2 separate regions of the Homo sapiens genome follow, and region 1 is linked to region 2. Evidence: chromatin loops called from intact Hi-C (ENCODE). Cell type or tissue: sigmoid colon. All regions are shown on one strand. Links, peaks and the distances in the headings refer to the core of each region. The heading gives the core; the rest is flanking DNA.

The links. Hi-C counts contacts between places; a loop is a spot of excess contacts. Peaks named below come from ENCODE experiments on the same cell type or tissue, not always from the same donor. Only the 100,000 strongest peaks of a DNase experiment are listed, where the experiment ranks them.
Region 1: it touches region 2 in a loop (2.7-fold over the local background); 8 of 110 quality-filtered maps call a loop at or near these places.

What each region holds. Positions count from the first base shown.
Region 1 is chr20:17,869,398-17,879,327 of GRCh38, forward strand. It overlaps LOC105372548 (a long non-coding RNA gene), which reads left to right and starts at 3,239. Exons shown (of 4, transcript XR_937297.3): 1 at 3,239-3,323; 2 at 3,456-3,526; 3 at 8,858-8,984. RefSeq lists enhancers at 1,729-2,457, 6,456-7,358. In sigmoid colon, for the core only: no CTCF peak of the experiment used is centred there; DNase peaks (open chromatin) are centred at 4,784, 6,084 and 6,824; H3K4me3 peaks cover 125 bases; H3K27ac peaks cover 5,479 bases.
Region 2 is chr20:17,802,420-17,812,349 of GRCh38, forward strand. No RefSeq gene overlaps it. Among named protein-coding and RNA genes, the nearest start is that of BANF2, 110 kb to the left of the region's middle. RefSeq lists an enhancer at 759-928. In sigmoid colon, for the core only: no CTCF peak of the experiment used is centred there; DNase peaks (open chromatin) are centred at 1,632, 4,422, 4,799 and 6,162; H3K4me3 peaks cover 586 bases; H3K27ac peaks cover 4,281 bases.

The sequences.
Region 1 (9,930 bases), core at 1,044-9,043, 67 kb after region 2:
AGAGGATTCAGCCTGGTATCATAGGGAGACTGTGGGCTTTGGTAGCTGGCAGGACTGAGCTCACTGCCTTCGGGCACTCTCAGCCTCAGTTTCACCATCTGTAAGATGGGTAATAATCCCTACCTCGCACTGCAGTGATGGTGATGAAGATTAAGTAGAATGCAGCAGTCAACATAAGTCAGAAATCGGTAGTGTCAATCCCATCCTGCACCATCCCTCCTTTCCTCTTCTGTTTCCAGACAGGTTATAGGAGTAGGGGTGCTGCAATGGGACAGACTGGGTCCCTCTGGAGTTGGGAACGAGAGTTACCATAACGAGGAGTGGAGACCTGGACGCCTGGCTTCCTGCTCTTGCCTTTCTCAGGCACCTCTTCCCACTGGGAGAAGACCACGCGACCTGTCTGCCAGAAAGCCCTCCACCCCACCCCAGACCACCCCAGTCCTGCCTGTGGCCACACCCGTGTGTGGGACCCTCGTCTCCCCAAGGTGAGGTGAGTGGATGGAAGCCCCATAGCTGCAGCTGCACCCCTGCCTTCCAGAAACCAGGTATGGGAGCTAAAGTGGAGGAAACCGAGAGGGAGAAGACAGGTCAACAGCCCCAGCAAAGAGAAGACGGGGTGTTCTCCCCGAAAGGGCCCCTGAGGGGCACACGCTGGAGGCATGGCTGCTGAAGCCCCAGACCAAGCCGAGGGCATCCTGGGTTACACTGGTGGGTCTCAGAGCTGCTGGAAGGCTGCTCCTGGCCTCGCGCTCCCATCTCCTCACAGCTGCGAACTGTGAAGGGTTCTCAAAAGCAGGGTTTCAATTTTGCAAACAGATCTTCAGAAAAGTGTGCCTCCCAGCTTCCCACGGCCAGCCACGTCGGCAAAACATACCTCGGGAGAGGAGTCCGCTGCCAAGGAGGCTGGGAAACAGCCCGGAAGCCCAATGCGCCTCGGGAGGCTCTGTTTCCAATCAGCTGGTGGCCGTTCCCCCCAACTCGTTACCATAACCAGATTTGGGGTAAGTGAGCATGCCCCATTTCATGAACAGTTGTCAGAGAATCCCCAAATCCTACTCTCTGACAGGCCACACAGACCCCCCAGCGCAGGCAGCCCGGTGTCCTCAGGAGAAAAATGAGAGACTTGCTCAAGGCAGCTTCTCTGACCTCATCCAGCTCAGACGTTCTCTGATTTCGTATTTTCCCTGGACTTCCTTTAGAATAATTCCACAGGGTCTAGTACACTAGCCCCCTTAGTAATCCCTCATTATGTAAAAAAGAGAAAAGAGGAATATGTGAACTTTCTAGATATAGCACTCACACAACTCACAATTTAAAAAAATTTAGCAACAGGGTCTTGCTCTGTCACCCAGGCTGGAGTGCAGTGGTGCAGTCATAGCTCACGGCAGCCTCAAACTCCTGAGTTCAAGTGATCCTTCCACCTCAGCCTCCTGAGTAACTGGGAATACAGGTGTGCACCACCACAGCTGGCTAATTTCTTAGGTATTATTATTTTTTTGTAGAGACAGAGTCCAGGCTGGTCTTGAACTACTGGCCTCAAGCAATCCTTCCACCGTGGCCTCCCAAAGTGCTGGGATAACAGGTGTGAGCCACTACACCCCGCCCAGAGTGCACAATTTAGTTGTCAAGGAAAGATGGGTAGACAGTTGTTTTTTGGCAGCCCCCTTTCCCCTTTCTATTGCCTACTCCCCAAAACACTGACGGATACAGGGTGCCAAGCCATTATATTTTCTAATTCAAGAGTTAAATAACATTAAAGAATAATTTTTGGAAAAAAGACAAAATTATGACTCTCATTAAAATATAAAGATTTTATTTAACTCATTAATTAATGGGAAGTAGTTAAGATGTTCTAACTGGTTAAAAGGAGAATTCCAAGAACCACACACATGTAAGTCAACAGGAGGCTGAAATGAACTTGCAGAGGAAGTTTATCCACAGGGCAACCATCGAGTACATTCCCCGGGACACAAGGAATTTGCATTTCTATGAACTCAAGTCATTTGCACTATTATCAGTTCTCTGTGACTTATAGAGTTGTAAATGGCTCAAAGGCAATGGAAGGCAGTGATAAACTGGAAGAGTGCTCTAGGCTGGACATTCAGTGACATTTGCTCTTTTTTGTCCATTTGAAAGTCTTTTACTAATTTTTCCTGATGGTAATATAGGAGACCAAATGGTGGAAGAGTCAATAAAGGCTACACTTAGAGGACACTGATCCCTCCAGATTGGAATCCTGTGGAAAATTCTTGGAGGAGACAGAAGTTGAGCTTAATTTTGAGGGCTGGTGAAGATTTGGAGGCTGGGAGGGAGCCTCCAAATTATTCTTTAATGTTATTTAACTCTTGAATTAGGTATCACACCTGTAATACCACCACTTTGGGAGGCTGAGGAGGGAGGATCGCTTGAGCCCAGGCATTCTAGACCAGTCTGGGAAACATGGTGAGAGCTCGTCTCTACAAAAAAATATTTTTTTTTAATTAGTTGGGCATGGTGTGCACCTGTGGTCCCAGCTATTCTGGAGACTGAAGTGGGAGGATCGCCTGAGCCCAGGAGGTCAAGGTGGCAGTGAGCCATGATCATGCCACTGTACTCCAGCCTGAGCAACAGAGCAAGAAACTTTCTCAAGAAAAAAAAAAAAAATGATATGAAGAGGAGCACATCTGGCTACAGAGGCTACAGAGGCGAGTGTGGGCGGAAGTTTGGAGGGAGGAAGGAACCAGGCGTGTTCTGCTGGCAGGGTGCACTTTTCTGCCCAGAAAAGTGGGTTTGTGAAGGAAGCAGGTGACAAGGTTGGAAATGTAACTTGGGACATCCTTGTGGCTTTTTACTGTGGCTCTCAGCTTCTTAACAGTCCTGGAGAAAGAGAGGTAAGAGGATAAATAAAGATGGTGTAAATGGTGTGAAGATAGTTATCTGAAAAGGCTGCTGGGAGGTGCTGGTCTTTTGTTCTGTTCATAGGAGACAATTTTGCGTGCCTACCTTTTTTGGGAGTGTGATCCCCCTTCTTGCTGATGAGGAAGAAGCAAACTATCAGGTTTGAGACAGATAGCCCCCCCACTTATGAGAGGGCGACAGAATTTGAACTCAAAAAGACCCAACCACAGTCAGGTAGTATTGACCCGGGTGTGGTATTGACCTGGAAGTGGTATTGACCCGGAAGTGGTAAGAACATATAAAACTGGAGCCCTGGTTGTTACCACGGCAACCCGTAGTCTGTTGCATGCTGAGTTTGGGGGAGCAGAAGAGTCTCGCGGGGATAGTCAGTGCGCAGGGAGACTAGCACAGGCCGGCAGAGAAGTGACCCAGCCCCGGATTGCCTGGTAACCTTCCGTTCCCAGGAGGCTGCTGTGAGGCTCCTCTGGTAATCAGTTCCCTGAGTCCAGGGTTTCCTAATAGGAGCCCGTCTCCCTCCGGTTCACTTGAAGGGCTCTCTGCTTCTTTCCCTCAAACAGGCTTCATGGAGTATAATGGACCCACAGCCATCTCCTTCCCCAACACCAACTCTGCCTGCATTTTAGGCCAGGTTTGTAGGAGAGTTGAATGAAGATTGAATGAATGAATGATGAAAAGTACAAAATGCCATCACTTCACTTCTTTCAGGAAGACCCAGGACACTCTGCTGCATCCTCCACCTGTTTGTGAATTAAATGTCCATGATGGCTTTTACTAAGCACTTACTATGTGCCAGGCACTGTGCTGAGCTCTGCACCTTTAAGAGGCAGCAAGTCGTGACTGGTTCAGAGCTGGCTCAGAGCTGCCTGAGTTGGAAGCCTCGGATAGGAAAATGGAAGCTTAAAGAGGTTAAGCCCTGGCCAAGCACAGTAGCTCGTGCCTGTAATTCCAGCACTTTGGGAGGCCAAGGCGGGAGGATCACGTGGGCCCAGAAGTTCAAGACTAGCCTGGATAACAAAGTGAAACCTCATTTCTACAAAAAATTTAAAAATTAGCCAGGTGTGGTGGCACACGCCTATAATCCCAGCTACTCCGGAGGCTGAAGCTGGAATATCGCCTGAGCCCACAAGTTCAAGGCTGCAGTGAACTATGATCATGCCACTGCGCTCCAGCCTGAGTGACAGAGCAAGACCCTGTCACTAAAAAAGTTGGGGAGGGGGGTCAAGCCCTCTGCTGAGCTAGTAATAGTGGGACTGAGGTTCAAGCCCATGGCTGATTCCAGATCCTGTTTACAGAGCCGTTATGTGACGTAACTAAAGTGTTGATTATGCATCGACTAGGCACACCATGCAAGGTGCTGCGGATGCTGCTGTCACCAACACACCCAGTCCTGGCCCACAGGGGGCTGCCACCCCAGCCCCCAGTGCTCTCCCTGGATCCTGAATCCTAGCTATCCCTTCAGAGCCACCCCTCTGGCTTCCAAGCACCTGCACTACCCACTCCCACCCCTCCCTGGAAGGGATGGCGCAGCCTGGGAGCCAGCTGCTCTGGGGGGCTCAGACCTGTGGGCTGGATTGTCCATGTGTCAGGGAAGGAAAGGGAAGCCCATGGCAGGAGGGACACCCTCTTATGGGTGGTAGCAACTCCATGGAGCCCAGGCTGCATCGTTCACTGAGGCTGCTAATGTTTGAACCTATCTTTGAATAAGATCCACCCTCTTGCACTGGCAAGTCCAAGCTGTAGTAAACCCTGAGGGAGACCCACAGTCCAGCTGCAAGGCCCTGCCCCACTCTTGGCCGCTGGCAGAAGCTCCAGGCTTGCCGAGGGGTGCCACGTAGCAGAGGCAGTCTCCGCCTCTAGCCCATCCCACTCCTTCATCTGCTTCTCGTTAGCTTCAAAAGTAAGGCCTGGCGCTGTGCCCTGGGCAGGAGGGAGAGCTTGGTGTGGCCGCTCAGAGCTTCACCTCCCTTGCCTGGGGTTTCTCTTCTCCTGCCCCATCCATCGTCAGCACAGCTGACTGCTTCTGGGGCTCCTCTGTCTACCTTCCCCACGTTCCAGCACCCCCCTTCCCCTGCCCCTCTGTAGCAACCGCCTCCCTGCAAAGCCCCACCCACCCACACACTCATACACACACCCCTCTCACTCCCCTGGCACTCAGTCCCTCCAAGCTTCCTTCCTTATCCCTTTAGAGCCCTGCAGCCCTCAGGCAGTGTAGCCCAGAGGTTCAAGGGCATTCGCTCTGGTATCAGAAGGGTCTGGGTTCAAATCCCTTGTGCACTGCTTGCTGGCTGTGTGACTTTGGGCAAGTTGCCTAATCTCTCTGGTCCTCAGTTTTTGCATCTGTAAAATGGGGATGATATTAACAGTACCTACTTCATAGGGTTATCTTGAGGATTAAATAAAATAGTACAAGTAAAGGTCCCAGCATAAAATCAGGGCTGATCCACCTTAGGTATAAAAAGGATAAATTAGGACTTGGAATCTTACTCTTCCTAAGGAGACCTGCAGTTGGCTAAAGGAGGACCTGCCTTCAGGGACAGAAATTCAGGTTTTGTTTTAGAATAGGCCTGAGGGAGTAGGAAGCTGGAGGAACCTGTCTCTATATTCTGGATACCTCAAAGACAGTTAAATTCTGCCGTGGTGAGCATTTATTGAGCACTATCTGTGTGCCAGGCACTGTGTGGGGAAACCACAATCCCTGCAGATCAAGGAGCTCAGATTCTAGTGCCAGAAAAAAATGTAAAGAGAAAGGGCCACCATGCCACCCACTGAAGACGGCAAGGGAAGAGGCCAGAAAGTGCTACGAACAAGGAGGAAACAGCTCCAAGTTGTTGGGCAGTCGGGCGCTGGGTCTCAAAGGAGGGCCACTTGCATGGACAGAAGGTACCCCTCTTACTGAGCACTGGGGGCCTGGTGGGTCCCCTGTGCTCTCCAGGAGAAGCAGGCAGAATTCCTAAGCCCCGTTAGGCCAATGAGGAAGTTGAGGCACCGAGAGTAAGGGGCATCTGCTTCCCCACCAGCTGACTTCTATTCTAGAAAGGAATGTTCTGCACAACCCCAAACCGTCAGCTCTTTCTGCTTGCAAACTTGGCAGGAGTTTGCAGGGAACACAAAGAAGAGAGGGGGAGGAGCAAGGTGGATCAGCCGGGCTGGCTTGCCCAGGGCCTGGCACAGAGGATGGACTTTGTCCCACGTGGGTGAGGGGCGTTCACACACAGGCGTCCACACCCCCACGTTGCTCCACCAGGCAGAAGGCCAGATTTTGTCCTTGTAATTCCCAGAACTGCCCTGAAACAGGACTGCTCACTACTGTGCATGGTTTAAAATGCAGTGGGGGGTTTTGGGGAGTTTTTTCGTTTGTTTTGATACGGGGTCTCACTCTGTCACCCAGGCTGGAGTACAGTGGCATGATCATGGCTCACCACAGCCTCAACCTCCCGGGCTCAGGTGATCCTCCCATCTCAGCATCCCGAGTAGCTGAGACTATAGGCACTTGCCACCATGCCAGGCTGATTTTTTCCATGTTTTTTGTAAAGACAGGGTTTTACCATATTGCCCAGGCTGATCCACCCACCTTAGCCTCCCAAAGTTCTGAGATTACAGGCATGAACCACGGTACCTGGCCAAACATGCAGTAGTTTTAAAAGAAGCCTGCTCAGGGAGAGGAGAAATGAGTCCTGTCAGATCTGCTCCCCCTGGAGAATGGCTTCCTCACCAGCCCAGCCCCTGTCTGTGCCCAGGGGGAAGCAGGCATGAGGAGGACCAAGGGGGCACTGCCATGTACTGGCCCCGAGTAAGCCAGGCAGGCCCTCTGCTGGGATCCTCACAGATGTCAGTCTCCTCGATCCTTAAAATCAGAGCTCTGGAGTCAGTCTCTTGACAGCAAGCCAAGTGGAACGCCTGTGTCTGAGCAGTAGGGCAGAGACCCCGCTCTGCCTGAGCAGCGGAGACATCTCAGATCTCGCGGTTGCAGAGGATCTGCTTCCCCCTCAGATGCCTGCAGGGGGAAAGAAGCGGAGGCAGGGGGAAAGAAGCGGAGGCAGGGGGTTGTCCTGGCTCACTCTGAGCCCGCCTGGCCTGGGTAGCAGGAACAGGAACTCCATAGTGGGGACGAGGTTAGAGAGGAGGTGCTAGCCGGCTGCAGCCCCTCACAGGCAGGGCAGCCAGTTACATCTGAATTACAGATAAACCAGAAATACTTGTAGTTTAAGCATGGCCCAAGGACTAGGGCAGTGGCAGTGGGGGTAAAGAAGGGGAGAGGTTTAAGATTGTATTTGAAGGAACTGAAATCAGGATCTTGAAGAGATGATATCTGCGCACCCAGGTTCATTGCGGTGTTACTCACAAATGGCCAAGATCTGGAAACAACCTAAATGTCCGTCAGTGGAAAAATGGATAAAGAAATTGTAGTATACACCTATGAGGGAATATTATTCGACATTTAAAAAGAAGGAAATCCAGGGCCAGGGTGGTTGGTCACACCTGTAATCCCAGCACTTTGGGAGGCCAAGGCAGGAGAATCAATCACTTGAAACCAGAAGTTTGAGACCAGCCTGGGCAACAAAGCAAGATCCTGTCTCTACAAAAAATTTAAAAATTAGCCGGGTATCATGGCGCATGCCTGTAGTTTGAACTGCTCAAGAGGATGAGGCAGGAGGATCACTTGAGCCCAGGAGCTGGAGGCTGCCCTGAGCTATGACAGCACTGTTGCATTCCAGCCTGGGCAACAGAGCGAGACCCGGTATCTAAAAAAGAGAAAGAAAGAAGAAAGGAGGGAAGGAAGGAAGGGAGAGAGGGATCAATCCTGCCATTTGTGACAACATGGATGGACCTGGAGGACATGATGAGATCCTGAAGTAACTCAGACAGAGAAAATCAAATACTGCTCTTTCTCTCTTATACATGGAACGGAAAACAGCCAAACTCATAGAAGCAGAAAGTAGAATGATGATTGCCAGGGACTGGGAAGAGGGGGAAACAGAGTGATGTTGGTCAAAGGGTACAATGTCTCAGTTACGCAGGATGAATACATTCTGGAGATCTACTGTACAACTAGGGCCTGTGATTAACAATACTGTACTGTACACTTACACATTTGCTAACAGAGTAGATCTCATGTTTAGTCCTCTTACCACATAAGGAAATGAAAAAGAAACAGAGGAGACGGAAGGACACTTAGAGTGATGGATAAGTTTATGGCCTTGATGAATGTTTTCGCAGGTGTGTACATATCTCCATCCATCAAGTTGTATACATTAAATATCTACAGGCTGGGCGTGGTGGCTCATGCCTGTAATCCCAGCACTTTGGGAGGCCATGGCGGGTGGATCACTTGAGGTCAGGAGTTTGAGACCACCTGGGCAACATGGTAAAACCCCATCTCTACTAAAAATGCAAAAATTAGCCAGGCATGGTGGCTCATGCCTGTAATCCCAGCTACTCGGGAGGCTGAGGTATGAGAATCATTTGAACCTGGGAGGTGGAGGTTGCAGCAAGCCGAGATCACACCACTGCACTCCAGCCTGGGAGACAGAGCAAAGTTCCGTCTCAAAACAAACAAAAAAAAAACCTACAGCTTTTTGTGTGTCAATCATACCTCCACACTATGGTTTAAAAAAAGCATGTGATTTGGAGATGGATGCTCTGTGGATTGGTAATAAGTTAGATGTAGGAGACAAGGACATGGGAGAAATCAAGAACAACCCCCAGGCTTCAGGCTTGAGCTACCTCTGGGTTCATGGGACCACTTACTGGGGATGGGAGGGCAGGGCAGGATCAGACTAGAGAGGGGAACCAAGGCTTCTGTTTCTGGTGCTGTTAAATTTGGGAGGATTATTTGAGCCTGAAGTGGAGATTATGGTTATCCAAGCCTGGAGATTCCGGAATTAAGGGAAGGTCTGGCTGTGGCGTTACCAGCACCTGGGTGGAATTTAAAGCCATGGTTCTGGATGCAACCTTGTAGGAAGTGAGAGTTCAGAGAGCAGAGACAACTGTCCAGAGCTAGACCTTGAAGACTCCTCAACGCTGAAGGTCACCGAGAGGAGGGACAGCCAAGGAAACTGAGTCGCAGCAGCCGTGGAGGCAGGCGGGTGAGCACAGAGGGCAACAGAGGGGAGGTTTCTCTGAGCAGCGGGGGTGGCCGCGTTGGATGTTACTAGGAGGACTGATAAGATGGGAAGGGGCAGCCAAAGCCAGCCTGCAGTGAATTGAAGGGGGAACATGAGGAGAGGAAGCCGAGGCAGCCAACGTACCCACCACCGTCAGGAAGCCCTGCAGTGCTGGCTGGGGCAGGGGGCAGATTGAGTAGAGGCCACCGGAGGGCCAGTAAGATTGGGCAGGTCTTCATCGGTGACCTTTGGATGGGTTCCCTGCCTGGAAACATAGAGACAAATCCTGACTGCCCTTGAATTGGCAGTGGGACCTCAGGCAAATTGAGTTGAGTGAGAGATAGTATATAAGGGTGTTTTAATGTGTGCTGAGTGATACAGAGTGGGAGGGATGAACACCCCATGGTAGGTACATGCACACAGGGGGACCCCGCTCAGCAACAGCAGGGGACAAGCTACTGAAACCCACAGCAACGAGGACAGATTTCAGAATCGCTACAGGGAGGGAAAGAAGCCAGAATTCAGAAGGGCACCTGCAGTACAAATCATTTCTAAGAAGTTTTAGAACAGGAAACACTCATCTATAATGAAATAAAAACCTGAACAGGGGTTGCCGCAGGGGGCAGTGTGGGGGTGGCCTGACTGGCAAGGGACACGAAGGAACCTTCTGAGGGGACGGGAACATCCTTCCCTTGGGAGGAGTCTGATTTAACAGATGTCTGCATTTGTCACAATCCAGCAAATGGTGCACTTAAGATTGGAACATTTCACTCTATGTAAATTTTACCTAAAATGAACTATAAAGGCATTCCTGAATGCTACTTAATGATATACATGTGGAGACCTTTGGGAGTGAAGTGTACTGAGGTTTGTGGCTCCCCTTGAAAGGTGGAAAACAATAAGATGAAGTAATGGGTAGATGCAGAGC
Region 2 (9,930 bases), core at 770-8,769:
AAGATGACAAATTATTGTTTTAAGCCAGTAGGCTTTGGGGTTAGTGTCTATTATACAGCATAGTCAACTGGAGCGGTTGGAAACCACTGGATCAAGACTAACCATCCACAAGTAAACATTCTCCTAAGGTACTTACTGTCCATAAGGAATTAGGATACCATCTGCCTCAACAGGGCCAACTCCATCCACATACTTAGTCTTGCCCCACTCCTACCCTCCAGCTATGCTCTGTGAGAGCACAACAGCCTGCTTGGTGTGGACAGCAGTGGGTCAAAGGGCGCTTCTAGTCCAAACGGGTATTTATTATTAATTTTTTAATATCATGTTAAAATTCATAGAGTTCTTGGTCCTATTTGGTTATTTTGATAACACTGGAAGGAAAGATGATCAATAGTACATTTTGCCGAAAAGGAACCTGAAGCCTCAGAGAGATTATATGACTTTGCCTTGTTGATGTAGCCAGTAATAGAGAAATAGGAAAATAAGTCCATGGGTCTTGAGTTTAATACAGGGTTCTTTCTGCTAAATTCTGTCCCTCTGAGGGAACACACACACACACACACACACACACACACACACACACACACACTTAGAGGGTGCAGTAGAAACTGCTGGTTGCCCCTTAATATTTATTTTCCCTTTGTGGCTTGAAAACAGAATGTTGACTTTACTCAGGGAAGCAATGTATCTAGCTAAAACCAAATTTCCCAATCTCTCTTGCAGCTAGTGTGGTCATGTGACTAGTGAGATGTAAGCCTTAATGTTTTATGGAGTTTCCAGGAAGCCTGCTTTAGAGAAACCTGTCTCAATTGAGAAAAATATCCCTTTTGCCTTACCTCCTTCTTCTAGCCTATATCTCATCGAATGGCTGGAGCTCTAGCAGCTATATTGGACCATGAGGTGAGTCTGAGGGTAGAAGCTGCAAGCTGCAGACAACGGAGCAGAAAGACATAACAAGCTTGGGTTCTGCCCTGGATTGCCTATCTCCAAACTTCCTAACAAATTAGAGAATAAATACTTGGGGATTTAAGCCACTATTTTTCAGGTCTCTATTTTAGCCAACTACAATTTTAAATTCATAAAGTGTACATAATTGATTATTCTGAAATTCCCATGGAAATTCTATTTGATGGTACAACTAACCCTTAGGACACCAGAAACCTATTTTCCATGACACAGCTTTAAACTTAGGCCTTGATTCCAGCTGCCATGCCTACCTCACAGGAGGAAATGGTCCATCTGGCACGTAGTGGATGTGCATCCAATATTTATTGGAGGGAAAAAGACTTTCATTGTACCTAATTCTGATAACCACATCTCTGTTCCCTGGCATCGTTTTAAAGACTTGAGAAACACATCACAACTGTGACCTCGGTTGGCCTAGGGATAAGAGGAAACCCAGACAGATATTCCAGCCAGCAGCCCCAGCCCTCAGCCCCTAGTGACCTTATCTCCTCTTTCCTCTGGTGGCCTTGATTTACCTCTGCCCTGGATGTGATGCAAGATGAGATTTTAAAGATGCTTGTGTGATCTTCCCTCCCATGATTTTCCACCAGATAGTTACTGCCCTTTGGCTTAGGCTCCAGAATGAGGTCATGTGGAACATCCTGAACCCAATCAGAAGTCTGGCCCAGACAAGCCCATTCAAGATCAGCCAACGGCAGCCAGCCTTCAGTCTCATGGATGTGAAATAAAATCTTTGTTGATGTAAACCACTGAGACTGTGGGCTTATTGGTTATGCAGCATTATTACAGAAGTAACTGACAGAACACCATCCACTGAGAGAACCACACTAGAAACTGGATGTCATCCTTTCCTCATCATGACTTTCCCTCATGCCTCACTTCCAACCCCCAAATCCTAAATATCCCTCAAAGCCGCTCCCTCCTCTCCAGCCCGAGTTTAGGCCTGCCTCATCTCTCTGGATTAGAATGGCCTTCCTGACTTTAGATTGGTACCCCCCAGTTCTACTTTCCCCACTGTAGCCAGGATGAGTTTTCTAAAGTATAAATCTGCTCCTGAGCCTCCCTTACTTAAGACCATGTTGTGGGTTTCAGTGAGGGGAGTGTCCATGGGTCTTAAGAAGGGGCATGTCCACGGCTTCCATGGGCAGATGCCACTGTCTACCCTGAACATGACTTAGTTCCAGCATTCCCTGCACTGAGTTGATCACCTTTTCCCCCTTACATAACACACAGCCAGGATGGGCTCTTGCTGGGTGCTACCTGACCAAGTGCCCTGTTCTTACCCCTAGGCTGCCCCTTAGGGCACTATTTAAATAGCCTATGGTTCTATTGGTGGGAATTAAATTAGGACAGTCATTACAGAAAACAGTATGAAGATTGCTTAAAAAACTGAAAGATAGGCCGGGCGCGGTGGCTCACGCCTGTAATCCCAGCACTTTGGGATGCCGAGGCGGGTGGATGATGAGGTCAGCAGATCAAGACCATCCTGGCTAACATGGTGAAACCCCGTCTCTACTAAAAAATACAAAAAAAAAAAAATTAGCCGGGCTTGGTGGCGGGTGTCCGTAGTCCCAGCTACTCGGGAGGCTGAGGCAGGAGAACGGCGTGAACCTGGGAGGTGGAGCTTGCAGTGAGCTGAGTTCGTGCCACTGAACTCCAGCCTGGGCGAAAGACAGAGACTCTGTCTCAAAAAAAAAAAAAAAAACTGAAAGATAGAATTACCATATCCAGCAGTCCCACCACTGAGCATATAGCCAAAGGAAATGAAGTCAGTGTGTCTGAGATGTCTGCGCTCCCATGCTCATTGAGCACTATTCCCAATATATGGAACCAACCTGTGTCTATCGACAGAGGAAGAGATAAAGAAAAGGTGGTTATATGCACAATGGAGCACTATTATCCCTTTAAAAAGAATAAAATCCTGTCATTTGTGACAACACGGGTGAACCTGGAAGACACTGTGCTTAGTGAAATAAGCCAGGCACAGGGAGACATATAGCACAAGATTTCACTCATCTGAGGATCTAAAAAGGTTGAATTTATAATAATAGAGCATGGAATGGTGGTTACCAGGAGCTGGGGGCAAGCGGGGAGGGCGTTGACCAAATAATATGAATTTCTAGTTAGACTGAAGGAATAAGTTTTTTTTTTTTTTTTTTTTTTTTTTTTTGAGGCAGAGTCTTGCTCTGTGGCCCAGGCTGGAGGGCAGTGGTGCGATCTCGGCTTACGGCAAGCTCCGCCTCCGGGGCTCACGCATTCTCCGGCCTCAGGCTCCTGAGTAGCTGGGACTACAAGCGCCCGCCACCATGCCTGGCTAATTTTTTGTATTTTTAGTAGAGACGGGGTTTCACCGTGTTAGCCAGGATGGTCTCGATCTCCTGACCTTGTGATCCACCCGCCGCGGCCTCCCAAAGTGCTGGGATTACAGGCGTGAGCCACCGTGCCCGGCCAGGAATAAGTTTTTAAGAGCTATTGCACAGCATGATGACCACAGTTAATAATAAAGCATTGTGTATTTCAAAATTGCTAAAATAATAGATTTTAAATGTTTTCACTACAAAAAAAATGGTAAATATGTGAGGTGATAGATATGTTAATTAGCTTGATATAATCATTCCACAATGTATACACATATCAAAACATCACATCATAACTCATAAATATATACAATTATTGTTTTTCAATTAAAGAAAAATTTTAAAAACAACACATGGCCAGGTGCAGTGGCTCACACCTGTAATCCTAGCACCATGGGAGGCCGAAGCAGGGAGACTACTCGAGGCCAGGAGTTCTAAACCTGCCTGGGCAACATAGCGAGACCCCATCTCAACAACAAAAAAATTTTAAATTAGCTGGGTGTGGTGAGGGGTGCCTGTTGTCCCAGCTACTTGAGAGGCTGAAGCAGGAGGACTGCTTGAGCCCAGGAAGTTGAGGCCGCAGTGAGCTAAGATTGCCACTGCACTCCAGCCTGAGCGACAGAGCAAGACCCTGTCTCAAACAAACAAACAAATAGCACATATGTACACATAAAATTGCCTGCGGCTTGTCTGGCTCTCTCATAAACTGTGAGCTCTCTGAGGACAGGACCGGAACACATTTTCCCTGAATAAAGTGAGCACATTTCCAGCCCCGAAGCCTGAGCCGCTGTGTCCCACATCCCATTCAGGAAGAGGGGGTTGTCCTAGAAGTAGCAGATCTGACTCAAAAACTCAAGGCAGGAGGGGTAACAATGCCAGAGAGAGAAGTAGCAGGGTAAGGAGGAGAAAGAAGGAAGAGGGAACGGAGCGAGGAGGAAAGGAATGAGAAATATAAAAATGGAGGAGTGAGGAAGGAATTCAGGAAAGACAAGGAATCCGCACAGGCAGAGACGCGGCTTTATCAGCTCTCTCCCTTCCAGCTCACTCCTCTCCACTCCCCCACAGAACTGCTCAGGCCATGTGTGCATTTGGCTCAGGACTCCAGTGCTGGTGCCAGAAGCATAAACCAGAGGGTGGGAGCTGCGTGGGGCCCAGACGAGGCGAGCCCTGTGGCCGGGCCCTCAGGACGTGGGGCCAGGCTGCTCCTCCCAGCCGCCCCGGGGGGGCAGGCCAAGAATTCTAGAAACCCTCTGCTGGGGAGAGCCCGAGGAGGCCCTGGCTGGGGTGACATCGGGAAAGCCCAGGGGGCCTGCTGCAGGCTGCGAGGAAGAAGGAGGCCGAGGTCATGGTGCAGAGGGCTGAGGAGGAAGTGAACCCCAGCTACAGGGTGCCCGGAAAGGGCTGGACCCACGGGGAATGTTGTGGCGGGGACCACATTTGGAGCAGCTCGGGACACAAGGGGTTTTGTCCCAAAGGAGACTCTGAACAGAGCCGCGGGCCCCGTCCTGGGAAAGCCGCTTGAGGGCACACCTGGCTGCTGCGTCCCAGAACTGCTGACGTCACAGTCACCTGGGGCGGGGAGGGGACTGGCGAGCTGTACTGTTTTTTTAAGTTTCCAATGATTATAAAAAGCAGCAAATGTGGGAACCATTGAACTGGATCAGGGTCAGCAAAACTTTTCTGTAAAGAGCCAGATGGTAAATATTTCAGGCATTTTAGGCCAGGATGGTCGGTCCCTGTCTCGGCGACTTGATTCTGTCGTTGTACTGAGAAAGCAGCCACATATGTGCAAAGGAATGAGCATGGCTCTATCTCGAAGAGACTTTTCAAAATTGAATTTCATTGATTTTTGAAATTTGAATTTTTTAAATTTGAATTTCTTGGAATTTTCATGTCATGAAACATTGTTCTGATTTTTTCCCCCAACCATTTAAAATATAAAAACCATCCTTAGCTCACACCTAGTGGTAGGCAGGATTTGGCCCAAGGGCTGTAGTTTGGTGATCATGGTCAGGCCAGTTCTGCCATAAAGAAATCAGTGTGGAAGCAGAGTGATTGCTTAGAAACTTTTAGAGCAATCTGACATTGCTCTGGCACCCAATCAAGTGTCTGCTGGACTCAACATGACCCAGGTGGGGCGACAGTGAACCCACAAGGTCAGTGACACATAGCGTGCTGCTTCATATGTGGTCAGTGATGGGTTGGAAATTTAAAAAAAAACAGGTCCTTTATACCCAGAAGGTTTGAAAAGTAGGGATCTCAAATCATTCCTTTGACCCCAGGGAGGGTTTGAATCTTCCCACCACAATCATACAATCACCCTAAAATATATAGTTATAACTACAGCAGGCAAACAAAAATATACATTTTTTGTGCATAGGAAAAAAAAATTGAAAAGGACTATAGCAAACGTTTAGTGAAGATTCTTTGAGTAGAATGTCAATGCATTTTTCTTTCTTTATATTCATCTGTGTTTTCCAAGTTTTCTTTAACGAATATGTGTGAATTTTATAATTAAGAGTTTTATGTGTTTTCTTAAAAACAAGTGGCTTTTAAGAAATTCTCTGGAGAATAATTTCTCCATTGGACAATCCTTCCCAGTGTCTCCCAAGCGTTCGGGAAGTGCTTTTTCATATTTAATCCACTTTTAGAGAAGCAGGGAAGAGAAAGAAGAAAATGGAAAACATATGTTGTCCTTCTGACTGCAGAGCCCCAGTTCTTGTCGTTCATTGTTATTTTTAACATAAGACTCATGGGCAGTAGTGGGGGTGGGGCATCAAGGCTGGAGATGTCATGAATGGTCATGAGTCCATTGTCACAGGACCGAAGTGAGTGGAGCCTCCTATGCTGACCTCTCAACTCTGGTGTCCCAGCAACCAGAGCCCAGTGTATGTCCGGTTGCTCAGGAACTGCAAGAAAAAGTGTGGGAGAAAGTTCACGGCAGCAGCACTTACTGCCAAGGAAAAAGCACAACTCTGAGTGCTGGGTATCATGGGCCTCAGTGGACCTGGGTTCGAATCCTGACTTGACCACTTTTTCACTGAGAAGCTCAGGCAGAGCACTGACATTTTCTGAGCCTCAATTTCCTCCCCAAGATAAGGTTGGGGGGTGGGGGGTGGGTAAACACACAACCCCCAAGCCGAGTGTCCCAGAGGCGAAGAAGACTGCTTGCATGAAAGCTCTTGACACTAGCAGACATTAAATCTGAGCTCTTCCTGGCTGCTCTGATGACCAGGGTCAAGGTCATCACCCCAGGCCAAGGGCAGGGCATAAACCTCTGCAACTTGGACTCAATCCTAGAAAAGACTTCAGCTGGAGAAGAAACCATTGCTGCTTTCTTTCTGGACTCCAGCCGTGTGTGACACACACCAGGGGCACCCATGTAACTGTGCATATACTTACGTCCCAAACTCAGCCCCAACCGGAGGCAGCCCAAGTTCAGGGTGTCCTTTGCTCATAAGCTGCACTGCCCAGGTCAGTAGCCATATGTGGCTATGTGTAAAGATTTAAATTAATTTGATTTAAATGAAATTAAACATTTAATTTATCGGTCACAGTACCCACATGTTGCGTGCTCAGCGACCACTCGTGGTGCAAGAACATTGCCATCAGTGCAGAAGGTTCTATCAGACAGCGCTGCTCGGTGGCTCAGTGCAGCTCCAGAAGACACCCCTAGAAAGTGCAGACTTCTGGTCATTTGCAAAAGTGTCCTCTCATTTCTGCAATAACAACTTCACTATATAGGGAAACAGAAACCTATAAAAATGTCATCTAGTGTCTGGAGTATTTGTGGGATGTGCCTATGAGAAAGCAGCTCCCTGGGTGGGTGAGGTCTGGGGGTCCCCCTGCAAGCCTCAGGCCCTGAAGCTGAAAGAAGCTTCTGCTCACTGGCTGACTGCTGTTAACATACAGTCGATAAAGAGATGGTGCTTCTTGTTTCTTTAAACAAAAACTATTTTAAGGAATTCTTGTTTCAAAATGGCTTGGTGCTATTCACAGGAAGAAAAGAAAAAGGGCAGCCTTATGCAGTGAGGCTCTCTGGGAACCATAGCCAGGACAGCTCTGTGGGGGCCGAAACAAACTCAGGAGTCCCAGAACCTACAGAGTGGGGCTCCACATCCTCTATGCTCCAGCCCAGGCTCTTGGCGCCCAGAGGCCTGCTGTGGCTCGGCCGCATGGCAGGACAACCTGTCTCTATGGGGTGGATTTGCCTGGAATGTGGATGGGATGGGCTTGTGCTGAGTTATAATAAACCTTCTCTCACTTCGCATCCAGCTCTGTTTGCCCAGCCTTCTCTAGAGAGCCTTTTGGAATCTTCTTTTCTATTGCAGCCCTGGCTCCTGCCACATGGAACAGTTTGAACAATCTATTCCAGCCTTAGATAGGCTGTGTTCCTCCCCCAGAAGGTGTAGAAGCTGCTGGCAGTGCCTACCCATGCCCTCAGGCCATGCCACATCAGGGAGCATGAACTCACTTTGGCTGCCAGCACCTGTGTCTCTTCTCCTGAGCTCACCTCACCCACATGCAGATGTGGCCGTCCAGGGGTATCCAAATTGTGTGCAACAGTGGATGATAACACATGTGGCTACCCCCTCACCCCTTAGAGGAATAACTCAGGCATTGCCCCAGAGTCTGCAGCACTGGAGCCTTAGTCGCCCACGGTGGTCACATGATCAGTCCTGGTCTTTATACCATTACTTCCCGGGATCACCTCCCAAATCAAATGTTTATCTTCAACATTCTTGTTGTAGGGCTGCTTCTGGGAAAACCCCACTGACCACTAAAGCTCCAATTAACCTTAGGTTGGGTTCTGGGAGAAGCTAAGACTGAAGTGCACAAGAAAGTTCTAGAATCAAGTGAGAAATGTGTATTGAAATGGGAGGAGATGGCCTGTCTTTTGAAATCCACAGAGAAGAGGATCTGAGGGATTTCTCAGTGAAGGAGACCAGCTGCTTCTCTGTGGAGTTTGGAGCCGCTTATCCAGGGATCCTGAAGACTCAAGAGGATCCCCAAGTTTCAAATATGCTCTTCCAGACACTCAGACTGGTAACCATGTAGTGGAATCTGCCTATACTTCTTCCAAATAATAGTCCTGGAGGGTTGAAAGGAACAAGAAAGGCGCACAAAATTCTCCCCTGTGAGGTCAGTTTCAAGCTCTCACCTAAGAGGGGCCTGGACTCCTAGCAGAGGCTCAGCCCACAGTGGTGCCAAGCCCAGGGGGGTGCTGAGCTGACAGGGGTGCCCAGCCGACAGGGGTACCCGGCCCAGGGGAATGCCCAGCCCTTGGGACCCAGGTCCAGTCATTGCTCCTCTGCCCTGTGTCAAGCAAGGGAGGCCCCTCAGGAGGCCTGGTGAGCACCAAGAACTCACTGGAAACCAGAAGGCTTGGGTGCCAAACACAACACATTGTGGTCTCAGGTGAGGATGGGGGAATGGGTGTCACAGGGAGGGAAGAGGCAGGCGCATCAAGTCCATCGCTAGTCCCTGTGCAGGAGGAGAGAGCAGGCTGCCATCACCCCATCTCTTCACCACAGAGACATGGTCCTCTTTCTGCCTTCTTCCTCTTTTTGGTGAGGCAGACACCCTCCCTGGGCTCAGTCAGAGCACCCCCCCCACATCCCTTCATCCCTACAGCATACCAGGAAGGCAACTCACAAAGAGGCCACAGCGCCTGGGTACATCCACACCCCAGCCCAGTGCCCTCCTGAAACCAGGGAGCGCAGCCGTCCTCTGGTGGAAAACTGAGAACTTAAAAACGTCCTCATTGGCTGCATTTCCATGTCTCTGGAAAAGCATTCACAACCAACCCATGCTTGAGAGGAAGCTTTCATCCATAAATGCTAATAACAGCCTGAAGGCTGAATCCCAGGACCAAGGGTTTCCTCTCCTTGCAGAACCAAATTGTTATGTCTAATTCTCGGTTGACTTTTCCAGGTGGCTCCATGGTTCCTTCAGTGTGGTGGCACTGGTGGCCCGTGGGAGGCAGCTGGCTGACAGCACGGACTGTCTTTGAGCTGGAAGAGTCAGGTGAGTTGCTTGGTGTCTGGGAAAGGGGCTAGGTCTGATCAGAGAAGCAAGTCCTACCTGTGTTTACCTGCCTGGCCCCAGACCCTGCTCCCTCCTTTCCAGGGTCCACTGAGCACAGAGGAAATGGAGCCAGGTAGCTCGTTGCCTGGCTTATTGTGTTGTTTTGGCTTTTAACTTTTAATTTTAAATTAGTTTAATTTTAGATTTAGAGAAATGCTGCAAAAAATAGTACAGAGAGTTCCCTTATATTCTTCAGCCTGCTTCCCCTAGCATCTGACATAACCACAGCATGATTACAAGAAAATTATCACCGGTGAATTGAAGTTAATGTTAGTTAACTAAATAGCAGGCCTTACTTAAATTTTACCAATTTTTCTGAAAATGCCCTTTTTCTGTTGCAGAATTTTATTCGTGATCCCATACTGCATTCATTGTTATTTTTTCTTTGTCTCCTGTGGTCTGTGACAGTTCCTCAGTCTTTTCTTGTCTCTAATGACTTTGACACTTTTGAGGAGTACTGGTCAGTAATTTTGTAGAATATCCCTCAGTTTGGGTTTGTTCAATGTTTTCTCATGATTGG